4 separate regions of the Homo sapiens genome follow, and regions 2, 3 and 4 are each linked to region 1. A link is a loop called in an ENCODE intact Hi-C map of the cell type or tissue named here. Cell type or tissue: mammary epithelial cell. All regions are shown on one strand.

Region 1 (5,000 bases):
AAAGGAGATATAAAGGAGCAGGGTTCTTCAGGTCAGAGTTTCTAGCTTTAGTGGGAATGCCAACAGAGAAAGGGACCCAGTGTCTGAAGCCACAGGCAAGGAAGCTCAGGGCTCCATAGAGGTGGACAGGCAGCTTACATCTCATCTCATGGCTAAGCACATTAACCACATAAGCTTCCTCTAACTGCTGAACTCACAGCAAATAAACACACGCCCACACAACCAGTAAGTAAGTATCAGTGGAGCAGATGCAAATGAAATACAAGTGATGAACTGCTGTCAGTTCTTGGGGTATTTGGCACCTGCGTCAACTCCAGAAGGAATGTGACCTCTTGGGTAAGGAGGGCATGATTTCAGAGGCACCAAGAGGACCTTTCCACCAAATTCAGCTTTTTAATTTTTTTTTTAAATCTGAAATTCTACAATTATAAATTCATTCCTCCCCTTTCAAAATGAAGCACTTTATACTAAAGAAGAACCCACTTAAAGCTTCATTAATTATTTCTTCCCTGAAGAAGAATCAGTCTTTTGGGTTCTATCTTGAGAACACATTTTGAGAGTAGGGCAGGGAAGGAATGAAATTTCTGTCAGCAGAGAGATGAAGAAGGCTGGCCTGAGAAGGCAGGAATATACAAACTAACTGATGAGGGTTAACCAGTATGCCATTTTTATGCAAGTCAGTACAGGTTTCTCAGTAAAGTACGGGCAAATAGAAATGTAATTTATGAATATTTCATCATTCTTTGTCATATAGGCCAGCCAGAAAGGGCAAAAAGAAAAAGATATTCAGAGATGTGACTTCTTGGTGTCCTTCTGCACTTGACAGAAGCTACCCCTTTGGGAAAAACTGGATAGTTTGTAGATCTGCCACAGAAAATTCAACATCTCTAAAGGCATACTAGTGCTAAATGGACATATTATTACTTTTGCTATCTCACCTATTGGCATGTGCTTGTGTGTGAGGAGGGATTATGGACAGGATGGGGAATAGGAGAGTGTCAAGAATGAATGGGCATTGCCCAAGAAGGTGAATCAGCTGACTGTTCAATCTACCTGGAAGTAAAAATAACTGGGGAGCAGAAAATCTTATGCATATTTTAATTACCTTGTCTAGAACATGAAATGACAAGAATGTGTACTATATTTATTGGGCTACTGAATTCTCTATTTCATGCCCCTAGGCACTCCCAGAAGTCTGATTCTATTTCCTTGAAAAAATACCAAGCATTTCTCCTTCAAGAATGATTGAGGGGTTGCCTTCTGTTGTTGCTTTACTAACCACCTCCCTCAACCAAACACCCACAGGCAAGTTGCCTCTCATTCTCCAATCTAGGCAAAGAGTGAATCTTTTGTTGTTATTTGCAGGAAATGGGACACAGGAAATGAGCCAATCAGAATCAGCATTAGGCCATTTTTTTTCCCTTGTCCCTCTTTCTCAATCTTTTTAATTGGGAAAAGTACTTGTTTTAAAATCTAGTAAATATGATACAAATTGAACATCCAACTATAAGAAGAATCATCAGAAAAAAAATCAGGATTTCTCTTCAAAGTTTACAGAGACTTAATATAACTCCTTTTCTTAATAGTTATTTTTCTTTGAATTAGGCAGTGGTAACTAAAGCTAAAACAACCACCACCACAGTGGTAATAAAGGCTAAACGACCTTCCACTGCCCTTGTTTATGCTTTTCTCATCAGTTGAGCTTTCCGTTTCTTCAAAGTCCCACAGAAATGGCTGGCAATTTTCAATCATCAAATCAAAGCCCTTTGTTGGAATTGTTTCTTTGGTGTAACGCAGGATATGCTGCCAGTAATTTGATCAGTTCAGTCATTTCCATAATTAGAACAAGAGCACGTCTTCCTAAAGTATGTGCTTATTCCATGGTCTGAAGTCACACAAAAGGGAATGTGCAAAGCCCTTATGTTGTGTGGTTCTAAAATAGCAGCTGTTTTTTATATATTTACCTCTTAACAATTTGCCCACCATCCTAGGTAGACAAACTTATAGCTCTGCTCTATCTGCTGATGACTGATGAAATGCAAGTCAGAGCATTTCACTTTAACTATATTGTTTGTCTGTTTAATAGGTGTGGCATGCATACCCACTCATATAAGACTCATTCAAAATCTTCCTGGGTTCCTCAAGAGCAGAGGGAAGGCAACACTTAAATACTTTGAGTATTCTCTCTTCATATTATTTGTGTACCTGTAGAGCTTTATGCCTATGACAACCTTGGTGTAATGTGGTAACAGTCTCATGGGATTACCAAGGTTGTAGGTTCCCTACCCTCACTTTAAAGAAGGGGAATTTTGGCCGGGTACGGTGGCTCACGCCTGTAATCCCAGCACTTAGGGAGCCCAAGCTGGGCAGATCACGAGGTCAGGAGTTCGAGACCAGTCTGGCCAACATAGTGAAAACCCATCTCTACTAAAAATACACAAAATTAGCCGGGTGTTGTGGTGTGTGCCTGTAATCCCAGTTACTTGGGAGGCTGAGGCAGGAGAATCGCTTGAACCCAGGAGGCAGAGGTTGCGGTGAGCCGAGATCGCACCATTGCACTCCAGCCCGGGTGACAGTGTGAGGCTCTATCTCGAAAAAAAAAAAAGAAGAAGAAAAAAAAAAGGAGGTGGGGGGTGGGAATTTTGAGCAGTGGGTGCATTTATCTGAGACTATTTGTGGGGTAGTTGAGATAGCTGTGCTCCAATGCTCAGCTCACACCACATCCAAATGTCTTTCTCATTGTCATTTCACTGTCTTCTTGTGGTCTCCCTGTTCTGTTCTCTCTTTCCTCTCAACCATCCTCCACACAGCAGTTAGAATAAACTTTCTCACATCCTTTCATCATGTTACTCCTCATTTTCTAACTTGTAAAATTCAGACATCTCAGCTTACCCTTCCTGACAACTATCTTTGTGTTATGGCAGACTTGTTTAACATGAATTTCTCTGGTACCATGAAGATATGTTCCAAGGCCCCCAGTGGATGCCCGAAACTGCAGTTAGTACCGAACCCTATATATGCTATGCTTTTTCCTGTACATACGTACCGTACAGCACCAGCGTACTGGACAAAGGGATGATTCATTTCCTGGGAGGGGTGGAATGGGATGACACAAGATTTCATCACACTACTCAGAATGGCGTGCAATTTAAAACTTATGAATTGTTTATACATTTTCCATTTACTATTTTCACACTGCAGTTGATCCTGGGTAACTGAAACTGAGAATAAGGAGGTGACTATTGTGCATACTTTGAAATGCTGAATTAACTGTCTTGTCACTGCTCTGATGACTTCTTTCTCCTCAAGGCCAGCATGAAACCCTCCTTCCTTCTGAAACGGTGATGAAAAGTGCCTTTATCCAGGAAGTCTTCCCTGATGGATTTCAACACCTTTCTATCTAATTTAAATACACTTTACCTAATTTTGCAACAAGATAAAAGAACTTTCTAAGTGTCCTCCATAATCCTACCACCCTAACACAACTTCTTGAACTTCTCTGTTTCCTTCCAAGTCTCTCCTACCTGCATATAAACTTTTCATGGTTGTGATGTATACAACTTGTATGATTTTTGTCATTTAACAATATTTTGTAACTTTCCACACCACTATACTACCTTCATTTTTAGTAATGATAGTACATTTTTTATGGGTAGTGAGTGATAGTAGAGAGAGGGAGAGAGTAGAATTTGTAGCCAGCATATGTGTAACCTTGGGCAAGGTACATAAGCCCCTTGGAGCATCAATTTGTTCACCCGTGAAACGGGGATGAAATGTATGTAAAGCACATCATACAGTACCTGACATTTGACAAATACTGGCTGTGATTCGTTACCAAGTTTAATTAAGCCATATGCACTTGTTTTTTATGGTTTACTGCTTTGAAAATTTTTGTGACGATTTCATGGGCAGTTCCCAGACAATTGATAAGCTCCTCTAAAGATGGGAACTTTTTTTAAATTTTGTATCACTTCCTAGGTCTTCTGTTAAAAGATGGAGGTCTCCCTCAGTGGACTGTCAATCGTTCAATGCAGTGGCTGACTGCATTTCATTCTAAATAATTTTTCTCTTCAAATTGAAACCTAGTCACTAGGTTTCTGTGCTCTAAGCCCTTTAAACCTAGTTATACGTTGACAAAATAGAAGTAGCTTTGGTATCCTTTTAATTCCTACATCATCCCTATCCCCTTTTCAGCTGAGTAAAGCTGAGTCTTTTGCTCTAACCTCAGTACCTTAACTCTAAAAAGAAACCAACCAACCAACCAAACAAACAAACAAACACTTGGACAAACAGCTTCGCCTTCATCAAAAGGAGTGTGTCAGGCTGGGCGTGGTGGCTCACGCCTGTAATCCCAGCACTTTGGGATCAAAAAGAATCTCACTACTGTTAAAAAAGTCAAAAGGCATTCTTCAGACTAAATTGGTGTCTCTTTTGCTTTGTTGCTTTTTCTTCCTTTCTTGAAATCTTCTGGAATGATTGAAACCTAGGAAGCAGCATGATTTGAGATGACAAGGGTTTAGTCATCAACACACCTTCTGTAGATGCATTTCTAGCTCCAAAATGACATGGAGATAGAGCAGGGCCAGTTCAGGTCTGATTTTTCCACATTAATTTATATCCTAAACTTTAGACTAAGGGCACCATTTCACATAGTGCTGTACCAAATTTTAGGAGAATCATTTCCTTCACAGTAGAATGTCTATCAAACCTATGTGCAATGTACTCTGCAATAATAAAGAAGCATTTTGCTAAAGCATGAGGAACTGAGCCTCTTGTTTTTGAAAAGTAGTTATGAAATCATCTCTTTTTGTTTTAAATCCAAGTAGACTAAATTTCTGATTGAAAAGAATTGAAGGTTTTGTTTTGCTTTGTTTTGAATATCACTCCCACCAGGAATTATCAAGTAGAATTTATTCTTAGAATATGAAAAGGGGTAGAGATATATTTTCAACATGCTCTCTAGATCATTGAACCAAAAAACCATAATTTTTGACATGTTT
Region 2 (5,000 bases), 120 kb before region 1:
CATACAAGTGGCCAACAAATAAAAAAATGTTCAGCACCACTAATCATAAGAGAGACACAGGCCAGGTGCAGTGGCCCACGCCTGTAATCCCAGCACTTTGGGAGGCCGAGGCAGATCACCTGAGGTCAGGAGTTTGAGACCAGCCTGGCCAACATGGCAAAACCCCATCTCTACTAAAAGTACAAAAATTAACCGAGTGTGGTGTGGTGGTGCATGCCTGTAGTCCAAGCTCCTCGGGAGGCTAAAGCAGGAGAATTGCTTGAACCTGGGAGTTGGAGATTGCAGTGAGCTGAGATCGTGCCATTGCACTCCAGCCTGGGTTACAGATGGAGCGAGACTCTGTCTCAAAAAAAAAAAAGAGACACACACACAAATGTAAACCATAATGAGATACTATCTCACACCAATCAGAGTGGCTATTATCAGAATTTCAGAAAACAACAGATACTGGCAAGAATGAAGATAAAAGAGAATGCTTATACACTGCTGGTGGGAATGCAAATGAATTCACCGCCTGTGGAAAGCAGTTCGAAGATTTCTCAAAGAACTAATAATAGAACTACCATTCAACCCAGCAATCCCATTACTGGGTATATACCCAAAGGAAAATAAATCGTTCCACCAAAAAGACACCTGCACTGCTATGCTTACCATGGCACTATTCACAATAGCAAAGACATGGAATCAACCTAGGTGCCCACCAGCGGTAGACTGGACTAAAAAAATGTGGTGAATATCCACCAGGTTCACAATGCAGCCACAGAGAAGAATGTATTCATGCCCTTTGCAGTAACGTAGATGCATCTGGAGGCCATTATCCTAAGTAAATTAATGCAGAAACAAAACCAAATACCACATGTTCTTACTTTTAAGTGGGAGCTAAACATTGGGTACACTTGGACACAAAGATGGGAAAAATAGACACTGGGGATTCCAAAAGGAGGGAGAGACAGAGGGAGCAAGGGTACTATGTTCACTACTTGGTTTATGGGATCATTAGAAGCTCAAACTTTAGCATCAGGTATTATACCCATGTAATAAACCTGCACATATACCTCTTGAATTTAAAATTAAAAGCAAATAAATAAATGAAAGAATTGGGCATAACCCTCAAAAAAATTCCAGAATGTGGGGCACTACTCTGGTCTCTTCAGGTCAGTGGGATGGGAAAAAGAGCAGGTGATGGGGCACAGGGGGAGCTATATTAAGATAAACTAAACTTGAGAGATGTAAACATGAAAACAATGTGTAATTCCGTATTGGATCCTGTTGGGAGAACAAGTTTGAGGGACAATTGGGATTCTGAATAAGGACTAGATATTAGAATTATTATTATAGGAATCCCTAAATTTTTAGGAGTGATAATGGTATTGTGGCTATGTTAAGAAAACTCCCTAATTTTTAAAAGATGCATGCCAAGAGGTTTACGAGGGAGGCATGCTATTATCTATAATTTACTTTGAAATGGTTCAGTAAACAAATGAAAAATAGAAGGATGAATGGATGGTTTGATGAATAAATGGAATAAATGTGGCAAAATATTAAAAAACTGTTCTCATATGCAATTGCTTATGAATCAGACTTAGTTTAGTAAAAACCAAACAGCAAGATAAAATAAATTGGATACTGAGGTTATTTTTAGATTTGTTATTACTGTCATGAATAATCTTCAATTTCAAATTTATGTTCCTTAAAACTTATTGTTACCATTGATTAATCTTATAATATATGTTACAAAGTTGAACTGATAAAATATTCTAATAAAATATTTATTTTGCTGTCTTTTATGTTGTAGATCCACATAAGGTATTCTTTGAAAACCCAGTTTAGTTCACAAGAAAAATGGAAAACAGATTTAGTCTTCTTGCCTTTTACGTTGCAGACATAGAACTTGTCATTGTAAATGCAGTGTCAGTAGGTCAATGACCCAAAAGTCCCCGTTCTTTGTGCTGAAAAATATCTGCAGAGAGGGAATGTTAGATTTCTGTAAGTGAAATTCTGAACAATACTAATTGTTTGCTTACCTGCAATGTATGGGTTGTTAAGATAAAACAGGGTGGGAACCTGATCTACCCAGGCATATCTTTCATGTGAATGTGAAGGAAATGATTCATTGACAACCCCAAAGACCTTGCTGGGAAAACACAGCTCAGTATTGCATCATCAAGCATTTGAAAACAAAGTGTCAGGAAACAGTTTAGAAATCAGTCTCTATCACTTTCTCTTATTAACTAGTTGTTTGTATTAATAAGAGTAACCACCACTTGTGTTTTGTTTTGTAGTTTATTAAGTGTATTTGTGATAACTTTTGGAAGTAGTAAGGTAGGTCTCATTACTCATTTTTCAGGTGAGGAAAATGAGGCTCCCAGATTTTCAGTGACTTGTTCAGGATTACACAGGCTGAAAGTGGAAGATCCATGTATTACTACATCTGGGTCTACCTAGGAAATGGGAGGGCATCAATTGTGTAATATAATCTCATAGAAACTCGGTTTTCTGAGCTCTAAGGAGGGCATAATGCTTATTTTACAGTATTGTTATAAAAATAACATGAAATTATATAAAGAAGACATCTAGGTCAGTATTTTCATATACATGGAGTTCGGTACATATTTAGTCCTTTTTTTTTTTTTTTTTTTTAGATGGGGCCTTGCTCTGTTGCCCAGGCTGGAGGGCAATGGCACAATCTCAGCTCACTGCAACCTCCACGTCCCAGGTTCAAGTGATTTTCCTGCCTCAGTCTCCTGAGTAGCTGGGATTACAGGCGCCCACCACCACGCCCAGCTAATTTTTGTATTTTTGGTAGAGATGGGGTTTTCCATGTTGGCCAGGCTGGTCTTGAACTCCTGACCTCAGGTAATCCGCCTGCCTTGGCCTCCCAAAGTGCTGGGATTACAGGCGTGAGCCACTGCGCCCGGCCCTTTTTTTTTTTTTTTTTTTTTTTTGAGACAGGGTCTTACTCTGTTGCTGAGGCTGGAGTGCAGTGGTGTGATCTCGGCTCACAACAGCCTTGACCTCCTGAGCGTAAGTGATGCTCCCACTTCAGCCTCCCAAGCAGCTGGCACTACAGGCACATGCCACCACACCCAGCTAAATGAGGCACCTGGCCTCATTTACTTTTTAGTGCCATGTTTATAGTCCTGTAGCTGTAATCTTAATCTGTACCTTAAATTTTCCACTGTCTAATTCCTTATATACCATCTTAGTAAGTTACAGTATTGCTATATTGAATCTTCAGTATAGTACTTTTCCAGGAGACTAACTGACAGCAAGCTTCTCTTGCTATTTTAGTTACTAATTCCTTCCCCCACTTTTGGGCAAAAGGCCAAGAGTATTTTGAGGAGATTAAGATGAACCTACAATTTATTGAATCATACCATTAAATAGAGTCAGAGTGAAGTTATAATACATTTGCAAAGTGACATATCTAAAGGGGCAGTAAGCAGCAGACGTAAGCAAAGTCATAGAAATCCATTTATCTGCCAACACATTTATGTAAGAAATTACACTACTGGTCAGGAATTTCCTGCTGTATGTCATTTTTTTTTTTTCTTATGGAACTTTTCAATAGCTTGTAATGGGCTGTTGTGCCTCCTCTTCAGGCTTGGCTGTTATCAGTGCCACTCAGATATCCCTTCCTATTCAGTGTGGAGTGCTTTGTGACACTTATGAATGGGTGCACCTATTTTTTAACTATTAGAATGTTGATTTATATCACAGAAGACTCATCATTTCTGCTTCCCTACACATAGGCCTGTTGTAAGAATTTACTGGTTTCAAACATGTATTAATTATATGAACTTGCAGGAAAAGAATGCCATAAAATTGAAAGCTACATGTGAGTTTTATAAGAGATAATTTTCTACCAAAATAATATGCAAAGGTAATAATTGGGGAAAATTTCTAGGCAGATGGGGAAAGAAATTCAAGTGTTTCTAATTATGTAGATAATGCTGAGTGAAAGGAAGAGCACTGTAGAAGGAATACTTGATGTGTAGCAGAAAACCAGAGTTTGAGTCTAGGCTCTGCCGTCTGCTAGATGAGCGTGGGCAAGACACCTAGGGCTGCAGTCTCATATACTTCAGCTGTAGAAATGGCCACTGAATCATATTTCTTAACCTCTGTTTTATTTTATTAGGAAAAATGTAACACCCCAGGAAATTTTAGTTTGCAGACGTGGTGTAAAACTTTACTTATGCAGCCTTATTTCAGTACGCTTGCGTATACAATCGAAGTATTTAGCACTTCAATGTTTGCAGAGATAATTGGCAAATAGAAAGTAATATAAAATAAATAAGTAGATTTAATGTTTTCTAATTTTCAATGGAGAAATATGGTTATATATATTTTTAAATTAGATTCAGCAGTAGGAGATTCAATGAATTACTTAGCCTCCTAAACATAAATCAGCTTCATCCTTCTCCTTTTTTTTTTTCAATTTTATATCAACAAACTGCCAGGAATGAGAGAAAAATTAATATTTCCTGAGAATGACTTTTGCATCAGTTGCATGCAACTGTTGTAAATTGTATCCTATCAGATATTTTGATTCACCTGAATTAAAACTTCTGATATATTATACCGGCCTAAAGATTAAAAAAAATTTTCTGACTTTCTTTCAGACCTTAAAAATGGATTTAATTTCCAGAAATGCAAGTGTGGGTAAATACAGAGATTATAATGAAATGCTTCATTGTGCTAATGGATAAAAGGGGAAAATCAACTAGAAGTATGTGCTTTTGGGAAGGAAAGGACAAAATTATTACTCTCAGTAGGTGATACAATTGTCTATTTAGTAAAACTACAAAATCAATTGTAATACTTTTTGAAACAATAAAAAATTTAGTAAAAAGACAAGTTAAAAGTTAAAATATATGAAACTCAATAGCTTTCTTATATACCAAACATTACCAATAATAAAATATAAAGGAAAAAGAAATTTATTCTCACTAGAACATACACTGCATGAGGACAGAAACCATTTTTTTTTCACAGCTGCA
Region 3 (5,000 bases), 380 kb after region 1:
TAGCAATCAAGGCAGTGTGGTGCTGGTGAAAGAATATGCAAATACATCAGAGAAACAGAATAGAGAGCCCAGAGATATGCCGACATAAATATAGTCAGCTAATCTTTGACAAAAGAGCAAAGGCAATACAATGGAGCAAAGAGTCTTTTCAACAAATGATGCTGGCACAACTGGATGTTCACATGCATAAAAATGAATCTACACCCAGATCTTGCACCCTCACAAAAATGAACTCAAAATGGATCAGAGACACGAAGTAAAATGCAAAATTATAAAACTCCTAGGACATAACATAGGGGAAAATGATGACTTGGGTGTGGTGATATCATTTTAGATACAACACCAAGACACAATCTATAAAAGAAAGAATGAATAAACGGGACTTCATTAAACTAAAAACCTTTGCTCTGTGAAAGACATTGTCAGAAGAATGAAAAGGCAATTCACAATCTGGAAGAAAATATTTGTGAAAGACATATCTGATAAATAACTGCTGTCTGAAATATATACAGATCTCTCAAAACTCAATACAATAAAAACAACAAGAAAACAACTCAATTAAAAAGTGGACAAAAGATCTTAACAGACAGCTCACCAAAGAAGATATTCTGATGGAAAATAAGGACATAAAAAGATATTCCACATCATGTCATTAGGGAAATTCAAATTAAAACAATGAGATGGCAATAAGCATCTGTTAGAATGGCCAGAGACCCAGAACACTGACAATACAAAGTGCTGGCAAGAATATGAAGCAACAAAAAGTCTCATTCATTGCTGATGGAATGCAAAATGGTACAGCCACTTTGGAAGATGGCTTGTCAGTTTCTTGTAAGACTAAAGAGACTCTTAACGTACAATCCAACAATCATACTCCTTGATATTTACCCAAATGTGCTGACGACTTGTGTCCACACAAAAACCTGAATCACAGATGTTTATAGCTGCTTTATTTGTAATTTCCAGACTTGGAAGCAACCAAGATGTCCTTCAGTAAGTGAATGGATAAGGAAACTGTGGTTCATTTAGACAATGAAATTTTTTTTAGAACAAAAAAAGAAACGTGCCATCAAGCCATGGAAAGATAGGGAGGAAACTTAAATGCATATTAGTAAATGAAGTAAGTCAATGAAAAAGCTATGTATTGTATAATTCCAATTATATGACATCCTCAAAAAGACAAAAATATGGAGACATTCAAAAAGGTTCAGTGGTTGCCAAGAGTTAGGGGGACAGGAGGGATGAATATGCAGAGCACAGAGGATTTTTAAGGCAGTAAAACTACTCTCTATGATGCTACAATGGGGAGTACGTATCACATATTTATCAAAACTCATAAAATGTACAACGCCAAGAGCTAAGACTAATATAACTATGGGCTTTGAGAGATAATGATGCTTCAATACAGGTCATCAATTGTAACAAATGTACCACCCTGGTGGGGGATGTTGATAGCTGGGGAGACTGTATGTGTGGGAGGGCAAGGGGTACATGGGAAATCTCTGTACCTCTGCCCAACTTTGCTGTCAACCTAAAACTGCTTTAAAAAATAAAGTCTATTTTTATTTTATTTTATTTTTTGAGACAGTGTCTCCCTCTGTCTCCCAGGCTGGAGTGCAGTGGCATGATCTCAGCTCACTGCAAGCTCTGCCTCCAGAGTTCAAACGATTCTTCTGCCTTAGCCTCCCTAGTAGCTGGGACTACAGGCCCACGCCAACACACCCAGTTAATTTTTGTATTTTTTAGTAGAGGTGAGCTTTCACCATCTTGGCCAGGCTGGTCTCAAACTCCTGACCTCAAGGAATCCGCCTGCCTCTGCCTCCCAAAGTGCTGGGATTACAGGGGTGAGCCACCACACCCGGGCTCTGTAAAGTCTGTTTTTAAAAAAGCATAATTAAAGCTAACTCTGTCAAGCCTTCAGATGTAAATTTTATACGATAAGATAAGAATTTTCCCTCTTTAACTTCAAGCACTATCTGTTACTTTCTTCAGGAATGTTATAACAAATAGATTCGTCTGGGAGTTTGATGAGGAATAAAAACTATCTAAAAGTAGGCTTGGTTTTCAATTTACATTTCAACATGTCTACATAAATGTGGGCAGCCTCTCCAAATTCTTCATTCCCAAGAGAAAATTTCAATTTTTATGGCAAGCATATAATTATCTATTTTCTTTCAAAATAATATTTTAGATATTTCCTGTCCTTAAGATGTTGCCATTGAACAAATAACAGTTTGAATTCTGATTCCCTAAAACATATGTGAAACTAAATGAGCAAGGCTAGTGCTGACATCTACTGTTAGAATTTGGGTGTGAATGACTTTACCATGCACAGCCCTTTCCTAAGGAGTTGGGAGTTGTGCAGCAATAGTTGTCGATATGGGGTGACTGACTAGGAGATCATTGCCCAAAGCTCTATTATCTTGAAAACAGGTGCAAGAGAACCATATAGCACTTTTGAGGTAAATATAATGAAGATTTTGGAAAAAGATCAATTAATGTCAAGAAGTATTTCCTATTTTCCAGGAGCCTTCCAAAGACTCTGTCGTCTCTTAACAAACCTCCTACTCTGTTTCTCCTATATTGTTTCTGACCCTGGTGCTTTAAAGAAAAGATAGATGTGGCTACTGAGTTTCAGTGTTGTCTTTAGGAGAGGGAAAGAGAAAGGAGAACAGAACACTTCCCTGACCCTGGTGTTTCTCCTGCCCTGGTGCATTGCTCTAGATTATAAATCGGCTGTCTACCTTTTGTTTTAGCTGTCGTTATTCTTCTCTGAAAATATTTTCCACCCCAACCTAGAAAATTGTTATTGAATTTTGTCACCATGACTATTTTAAAAGGTGCGCATTGTGTGAGATCTCACATTCCACCTCACAGTTACTTATGTGTCCGCCGAGTAGCTAATACCTAGGCTGGTGAGAAGAGACTGAGAATATACATTCCAGTCAAATAGAAATGCATTATCCTACCTATGTACAAAGGGAAGCAGGAGTGTGTTGCAATTGTCAGGACGGGACTTCTGTAAAAATCGAGACTGGCAATGTCAGACCTGATGTTTGTTCATCATTGTTGTCAACCTAGCACAAGATCACACAGTCCTAAGAGGAGGAACCAGAAGACTTGGAAGCTTTGATGTGGATAATCAACCCCCACAGAACATACAAGCCGACGGCTCTATGGTGTCTTCTGGTCTTGCTCTTGCATTATTGCCCTTAGTTTTATACTTTCTTATCTGATAGATACACACTTCTTAAGAACATTATGCTTGTTGCTAAGAACTATGAAGGAGTCTGCCTCAACGTGAAGAACACAAAGAAACCTTCTATATTTTTGTCCTGTTGTTCATTTGTTTTCAAGACAACTCCAGTAGGTTCATTTTTTAAAAAAACTACTTTTTTAGTTCTTATATTTTTAGAGTAAGTTATTTGAATATTTAAAATGGAATTCGTTTTTTAAAAGATTATTGGTAGAAGTCAACATTCTTCATGGAAGATCTAAACAAGCTTAAAGGATTTGTGTTCTTTGGAGTCAAATCATAAAAATACTTCTTTTATTCATACAGATATCATCAAAGCACTTCTGCACAACTGCCTTTATTAAGCTGGCATTTTGGAACCAGCAATGTGCTGTAAATCTTTGTAAAGATCTTTTTCATAGAAGACCAGTTTATGTTCATTGAAAAAAAAAACTCTACAGAACATTACTGAAGATTGTGCATAGTGAGTTGATCAGCTCTTTCCACTCCAGTGACGCTGTTCCACATGGAAGCCAGGGCAGTACAGGGTTAAAAACATGCATGCTGGCATCAGAGTGCCTGGGTTCAAAGCCCTGCTCTACCAATCATCCACAGGATGAGTCTTTGGGTAATTTACTTCAGTCTCAGTGACACAGTTTTTTCATCTCTAAAATGGGATAATAAGTTAACATATGTTAAGTATTTAATGCTATTCCTGGCACTTCGCAAGTTCTCAATTAATATAAGCTATCATTATCATTAAATGTAACAAGTTACCAATCATACTCTATTTTGTTATAAAAGAAGCATCCCAAATCACTGGCTTGTCTTTGTCATTTAATTGTAAATTAAGAAGTGTTAGGTTTAGAAAATATTGATTGGCTGATAGAAACTCCTTATGTAAAAGATATTAATATTCCCCAAAATTTCTCTAGGGAAGATATTTTTAATACAACTGTGATTTGTAAAAAAAACATATTTTTTCAACTTTTGTTGTCTCAGTTCTGTTTTTGTTTGTTTTCTTTTGTTTTTCTATTGCTTTCCTTTAGTATTTCAGTCTGTTTTGTGCCCCCCACATTCCTCTTATTTAAAGTATCCTAGGCTTTCATCTTGTTTTATGACAGCTCGGGCAGGGCCCTGACTCCCGGCTTATTAAGCATGGTCTCCTCTAGGCCTTGCAGTGAAGAGAGATCTCAACAGGGCAGTGTGCATTTTTGTTGAGTGTGTGCAGAAAGGGAACACAGAATTATTTGACCATTATAGTGGTCTCTTTCCTGGTGAGGAGTAGGAAAGGGAAGAGGAGTGAAGTCAATTGACATTAGAAAGAATATATGCAAACACCTCAACACTGTCTCCTTCTCCAGCCCCTCTACCTCTGAGAGTTTTTCCATTATTTACCTGGTGTTCACCTGGGACCTGAGCTGAGCACCTACATTTTCTGTGTTCTGTGTTTAAGGCACATATTTAGTTTATTGATTTAACCATTTCTCTTTGTTAAAGTGTGGGTAAGTGCATTTTAACTAACTCCAGAATAAAATTAAGATAAACATGTGCACCCTTCCCTTCCACTTCCCAGTAATTCTTTGTGACCACTGAAAATGGGACTATAGCTTTTCTCTACTTTCCTGCCCAGGCCACTGCCCCAGCCTTTCTTTTCTGAGTCCTCCACTTGTTCTACTACATATTGTTCTCTCCTGTCTTTCTGTCTCTCTTGTTTTAAATACTTAATTTTTTTAGAGCAGTTTTAGATTCACAGCAATATTAA
Region 4 (5,000 bases), 110 kb before region 1:
TGATTACAAAAGCAGAGAACATGGTATCCATGGAATATTGTATTACAGTATTTTTCACAACTACTCACTGTACCCTTTAAAGGTTGTATAATGCCTGCTGGTAGCAAGGTAGCCATACGATTTATAGTAATTCCCTGAGGAAGGACTCTATCTATCCTTCTCACTTGGCCATGTGACTTGCTTTGGCCAATGGAGTGAAAGGACGTGATGTAAGCCATGTCTGAGTAGAAGTTCCAGGCAAATGCTTTAAGGGCCATGGCAGTTGGCACTCTGCTTTCCCCCTGCCACAAGTTCAGCATGTTCCCCGGAGGAGTTCTTTCTTCAAGCCTGGATCCTGAAAGAAAAAGCCATGTGGAGCACAGTCATGGCCAACACATGAAATGTGAATGCGAAGTAAACCTTGGTTGTTAAAAAGCCAGTGAGATTTTTTGGGGTTATTAATGACCATAACTGGGTGAAAATTGGCTAACACAGTGTTTTTATTTATAATAGGGCAATGAGTCACAAATACATCATTTGTCTAAAGGACATTCAGCGATCTCACTCCTCTGGGGAATGACACTGCTCTAATAATGATGATCATATAGGTTTTTCCAGAGGCAGATACACTGGGAATTCTGCTAATGGTAATCTGATCTGCTGGGAAATCAAGCTGAGTCCTCCAGGCATGAGTTGGGTCTAAATGGCTAAACCCCTGTCCTCACTTCCCCACCTGGTCCAGCTGCTTGCTGCCTACTTGATCTTAGACAAGTTGCTAAGCCTCAATTCCCCAATTTGTAAACTTGGAATAGGACTATTTACTTCATAAATTTGTTAGGACAGGGTCAGCTTCTATTTCTTCTGTATCAATGCCATTTTCCCACACAGTTTCTACCCCTCTGATTAAATTAGCTCTTGTTTGACTTTGTCTATCATTTTTAATGTAAAAGAAGTAAGACATTTGTAGATTAATATTGAGCTTCTCTTTGTTTCTCCCCAAGTATCTATTCTTTCTTCAGTGACAACAACTACCTCATAAAGGGTATATACTTTATTTTGATATTGGATATATATGCATATACATACATAAGTTAAAATATGCATAAAACCATGTTCTGTACACAGGAAAAATTTAGGATAAAAGAATTAGTGAAATCTTCTTTTCTTAAAAGGATTATGGTGGGGGAAGTGGGTTCACTTCTCCCTATGAAGCTGTTAATTCTTTTATGTTACTTGGCAAAGCTTGCTTGCTTTCTCTTCCTTTTTTCTCTCTCTTTCTTTCTTTTTCCTCTTTCCTTTCTTTCTTTCTTTCTTTCTTTCTTTCTTTCTTTCTTTCTTTCTTTCCTTTTCTCTTTCTTTCTTTCCCCTCCCTTCCTTCCCTCCCTCCCTCCTTCCCTCCCTCCCTCCCTCCCTGCCTCCTTCCTTCCTTCCTTCCTTCCCTCCCTCCCTCCCTTCCCCCCCCTCCCTCCCTCCCTCCCTCTCTCTCTTTATTTTTTTATTTTCTTTCTCCTCTCTTTCTTTCTTTTTTTTCTTTTTGAAGCAGGGTCTGGCTCTGTCATCCAGGCTGGAGTACAGTGGTGTGATCTTGGCTCACTGCAACTTCCACCTCCCAGACTCAGATGATCCTCCTGCCTCAACCTCCCAAGTAGCTGAGACTAACAGGCATGTGCCACCAAGCCCAGCTAATTTTTGTATTTTTTGTAGAGACAGGGTTTCGCCATGTTGCCCAGGCTGGTCTTGAACTCCTGAACTTAAGCAATCCGCCTGCTTCATCCTTCCAAAGTGCTGAGATTGCAGGCATGAGCCATCGTGCCTGGCCTGGCAAATTTTTCTAATTGTCACTATCGGTCAAGTCCTGTCCTACGAACTGAGAATAAAGAGTGGAACTGGATAGAAAAAGGCCTGCTATCTTTTAGCTTACCTTCTAGTAGGAGGAAGCAGACAATAAACAATTAAGCCAATAAGTAGACCCAATAAAAGGCCAAAAAACATGAAGTAAGAGTCCTTGGGAGAGCTCTCTACTGAATGGATAAGAATAATGTGTTAATTTATAGCTGTTTCAAGGAAGAGTAGCAACATTTATTGAGCACCTGCTAAGTTTCAGCTAGTTTATCTGTACTCTTTCATTTAATAATTGTAATAACCCTGTGAGTAGGTCCATTTTATAGGTCAAAAACTGGACATTCACAACTAGAAAGTCAACTAACTTCCCCTCAATTACCCAGCTGATAAATTCAAGAGTGGACCTCTAATTCTTACCTCCTACTTCTTCCTCAAGCCCAGTAATCTCTTTTAAGTAGGAAAAACATATCTCTTTCTGCTTACCCTCACCTATATCCTCAGTTAGGCTTTTTTAGATTATAAGTGATATTTTTCTTAGAATAAAGTTAAATTTCAGCTTTCCCTGCATTTACAGGAAATATTCTTTAAAAACAGAGCACTGGACTTAAATTCTGGAGAACTACCTTCAAACTACTGTCCTGCTACTCAATACCCATGTGGTTTCCGGCAAGTCACTCAACTTCTATGAGCCTGTTTACTCATCTGTAACAGGAGATAGTGCCAGGTATAAGGTTTTATGATCCCTAGTTTTGAACTAGTGGGGTCTGGCTTCACAGATTTTACTATACTTTGCACACTAATATTGCACACTGACATAGAGTCTCTCTCTGGTGATGTGCACAAGGATTTATATAACTCAGATCACTTCCACAGCACAGTGACTCAGAGCCCCTGGAGTATGAAAGACTGAATCCCTAAGTCTGGCTCACGAGCAGTAAGATCTCCTTTTCCTCTGCATTTTACCTAAGTGTTTTTTTTTTTTTTCCAGGCTGGGAGAGTTTGCCTCTGGCGTGCCTCTGCTCTTGAGGGTGAAATGGGCTCAGAGTGACTTTAAAGGCTGCTCAACAAAGGCAGGAACACCAGAGAATTATCATTTTCTTTTTCTTCAGCTGACTGGATAAGTGTAGCTGTAATAGAGTATGGTTCAGGAGGGCAAAACCACTTTGGAAGAAACCTTGAAAGTGATTCAATTTCAAGTCACAAGATCAATTATGTGAGGTTCTAGAACTACTGATACTGAGTTTTACAGCAGATTCATGGCACAGGTTCAGAAGGTGATTCAGGATGTCTCTTTCCTTGGACATTAAAGCTCATTACCTGAAAATTACTCAGCCTTGGCCCTTAGGGAAATTTTAAGTGCCCAGCCCAAACGGCATAATCCTATTTAAAATACCAAGATTGCATGATAATGAACAACATCGAAAGAAAACACTTGTCTGGGTCAGATCTCATCAATTAGACAATTTCCAACAGAGAACACATCTCTAGATAACTACATGTCTGTCATATAAGGGATATGTGGACTTCCGGCTATGTGCTTACAGTAAATTATCTCAAGAAAACTAGGCAGCAGGTAGAAAAAGAGCAATGCAATCCCACTTTTTTAATGCTCTTGCCTATAGTCTTTGATGGACTGAACTTCATTTGATGACCATTTCTATTCTTGCCTGCAATTTGGGAATGTTAAATCCTATCTCATAGGAGTGTGTATGGGTAGCATGAACTAAGGTAGATAAAGGCTTCACGTGGTGTTTGGCATGGCGTAGGTGTAGATTGGACCTCAGTTTTCTGCCCATGTTTGCTCTTCACGTACCTGTCTGGTATCTGTATGTGCTAAGCTCTGAGCCTTACAAACCATAGGGAGAGATATGCAAACTTGCCCTCAATGAGCATGTTGTCTAGCGAGGAAGATGAAATGCATAGACAGACAACTAGAGGTGGGGTTTGAGGGAGCCCAAGAAATAAGCACGCTTTTCCTGGCCCAGTTGCTGACAAGGAGATTGAGAGAGGGTCCCAGAGGTCAGTGGATTCTGGAGAATGTGGCATGGATGTGTTAGCTCAGGGGACTTGCCAGTCCTTCAGTCAGGCAGTAAGAGGACATCCCCAGTTGCCAGTCATTGGAAACCTAAAGAACTACAGGCTTCCTGGGGTAGGGGGACAGAATGGGTGCTGCAGGCTGGTCTGCAGAGGGCAGGCAGAGGTGCTGAGCAATCGCACTGGTTGAGAGAGGGGAGTATTGCTATTGTGGAACCTTCTCCACATGGACACATGAAACAGCAGAAAGGGAGAAGGAAAAAACCCTAATAAATTTAGCTTGCAATTTAAATTGAAGGGCTAAGAATAACTGACATTAATACTCATGCCTCATTACTGGTTGATTTATTTGGTTCTCAAACCATGGCTGTGTGTCAGAATCACTCGTGGAGATTTAAAAAATTACAAATACCTGGCTCCACCTGTTGGAGATTCTAAACCAGAGGATTTGGGAAGAGGTTTAGATATCTACATTTTAAAATCCCACTACAGGTCATTCTGATGGGCATCCAGGGTTTTGACCCACAACATTAATTAAGCAACGGTAGGCTTGGTTAATCTTTAAAAATACAACAGTCTTTAAAAAGGACCAGTGCTAATTGCATTATGCTTCTGTGTAAAAAAAATACAAAACCCTCAGATTTATTTGTCCTTTCTGCCAAAACAGAGATAAGAGAAGATCAAGGGAGTAGACAGATAAAAAGGTAAGTCCTGTGTCTTCTGTCTTAGGTTTTCATAGAAGTAACCAGAAGATATATATTTTTTTGCTTATCTTTTTTCTATAGTTAGTATGATCAAAGCTAACATTTCAAAAGCTGATCTTCCCTGGAAACATGAATAGGAACATAATACATTCAGTTGAAATTTTATCTAACTTTTAGTGAGTGCCTACTGTGTGCTAGAACTATGCTTGGCAGTTTCCTGTGTCTTCCCAGGTGAGGAGGTCAGGCCATAAGTGTAGTAGGATTAATGACGGCATTCTGAGCTAGTGAGAATGTTTAGGAACCATGACTTAAACGTTTATCTGCATATGATTCTCACTGCTGATGAAGATATGGTGATGCTGCAGCACGTATGTATTGTGGAGACACTGAAATTTAATACAACTTTTTGAACAAAAATTTGATAATGTATCCTAAGAACCA

Evidence for each region. Hi-C counts contacts between places; a loop is a spot of excess contacts. Peaks named below come from ENCODE experiments on the same cell type or tissue, not always from the same donor. Only the 100,000 strongest peaks of a DNase experiment are listed, where the experiment ranks them.
Region 2: a loop joins it to region 1, with 6 times the contacts of the local background. A loop is called at or near these places in 6 of 110 quality-filtered maps.
Region 3: it touches region 1 in a loop (4-fold over the local background); 6 of 110 quality-filtered maps call a loop at or near these places.
Region 4: it touches region 1 in a loop (5-fold over the local background); 7 of 110 quality-filtered maps call a loop at or near these places.

The regions. Positions count from the first base shown.
Region 1 is chr12:46,546,892-46,551,891 of GRCh38, forward strand. All of the region lies in intron 3 of SLC38A4-AS1 (SLC38A4 antisense RNA 1), which reads left to right. Among named protein-coding and RNA genes, the nearest start is that of SLC38A4-AS1, 170 kb to the left of the region's middle. RefSeq lists an enhancer at 3,074-3,223. In mammary epithelial cell, no CTCF peak of the experiment used is centred here; DNase peaks (open chromatin) are centred at 200, 1,180, 2,130, 3,100 and 2 weaker places; H3K27ac peaks cover 5,000 bases.
Region 2 is chr12:46,428,477-46,433,476 of GRCh38, forward strand. The region is part of intron 2 of SLC38A4-AS1 (SLC38A4 antisense RNA 1); the gene reads left to right. It overlaps LOC124902923 (a long non-coding RNA gene), which reads right to left. Exons shown (of 2, transcript XR_007063284.1): 2 at 1,756-1,960. Among named protein-coding and RNA genes, the nearest start is that of SLC38A4-AS1, 47 kb to the left of the region's middle. RefSeq lists enhancers at 1,870-2,371, 1,910-2,204. In mammary epithelial cell, no CTCF peak of the experiment used is centred here; DNase peaks (open chromatin) are centred at 2,115 and 3,365; H3K27ac peaks cover 4,141 bases.
Region 3 is chr12:46,931,870-46,936,869 of GRCh38, forward strand. No RefSeq gene overlaps it. Among named protein-coding and RNA genes, the nearest start is that of SLC38A4, 110 kb to the left of the region's middle. In mammary epithelial cell, a CTCF peak has its summit at 2,306 (motif pointing left); no DNase peak of the experiment used is centred here.
Region 4 is chr12:46,439,803-46,444,802 of GRCh38, forward strand. The region is part of intron 2 of SLC38A4-AS1 (SLC38A4 antisense RNA 1); the gene reads left to right. The region is part of intron 1 of LOC124902923 (a long non-coding RNA gene); the gene reads right to left. Among named protein-coding and RNA genes, the nearest start is that of SLC38A4-AS1, 59 kb to the left of the region's middle. In mammary epithelial cell, a CTCF peak has its summit at 4,272 (motif pointing left); DNase peaks (open chromatin) are centred at 2,709 and 3,089; H3K27ac peaks cover 3,654 bases.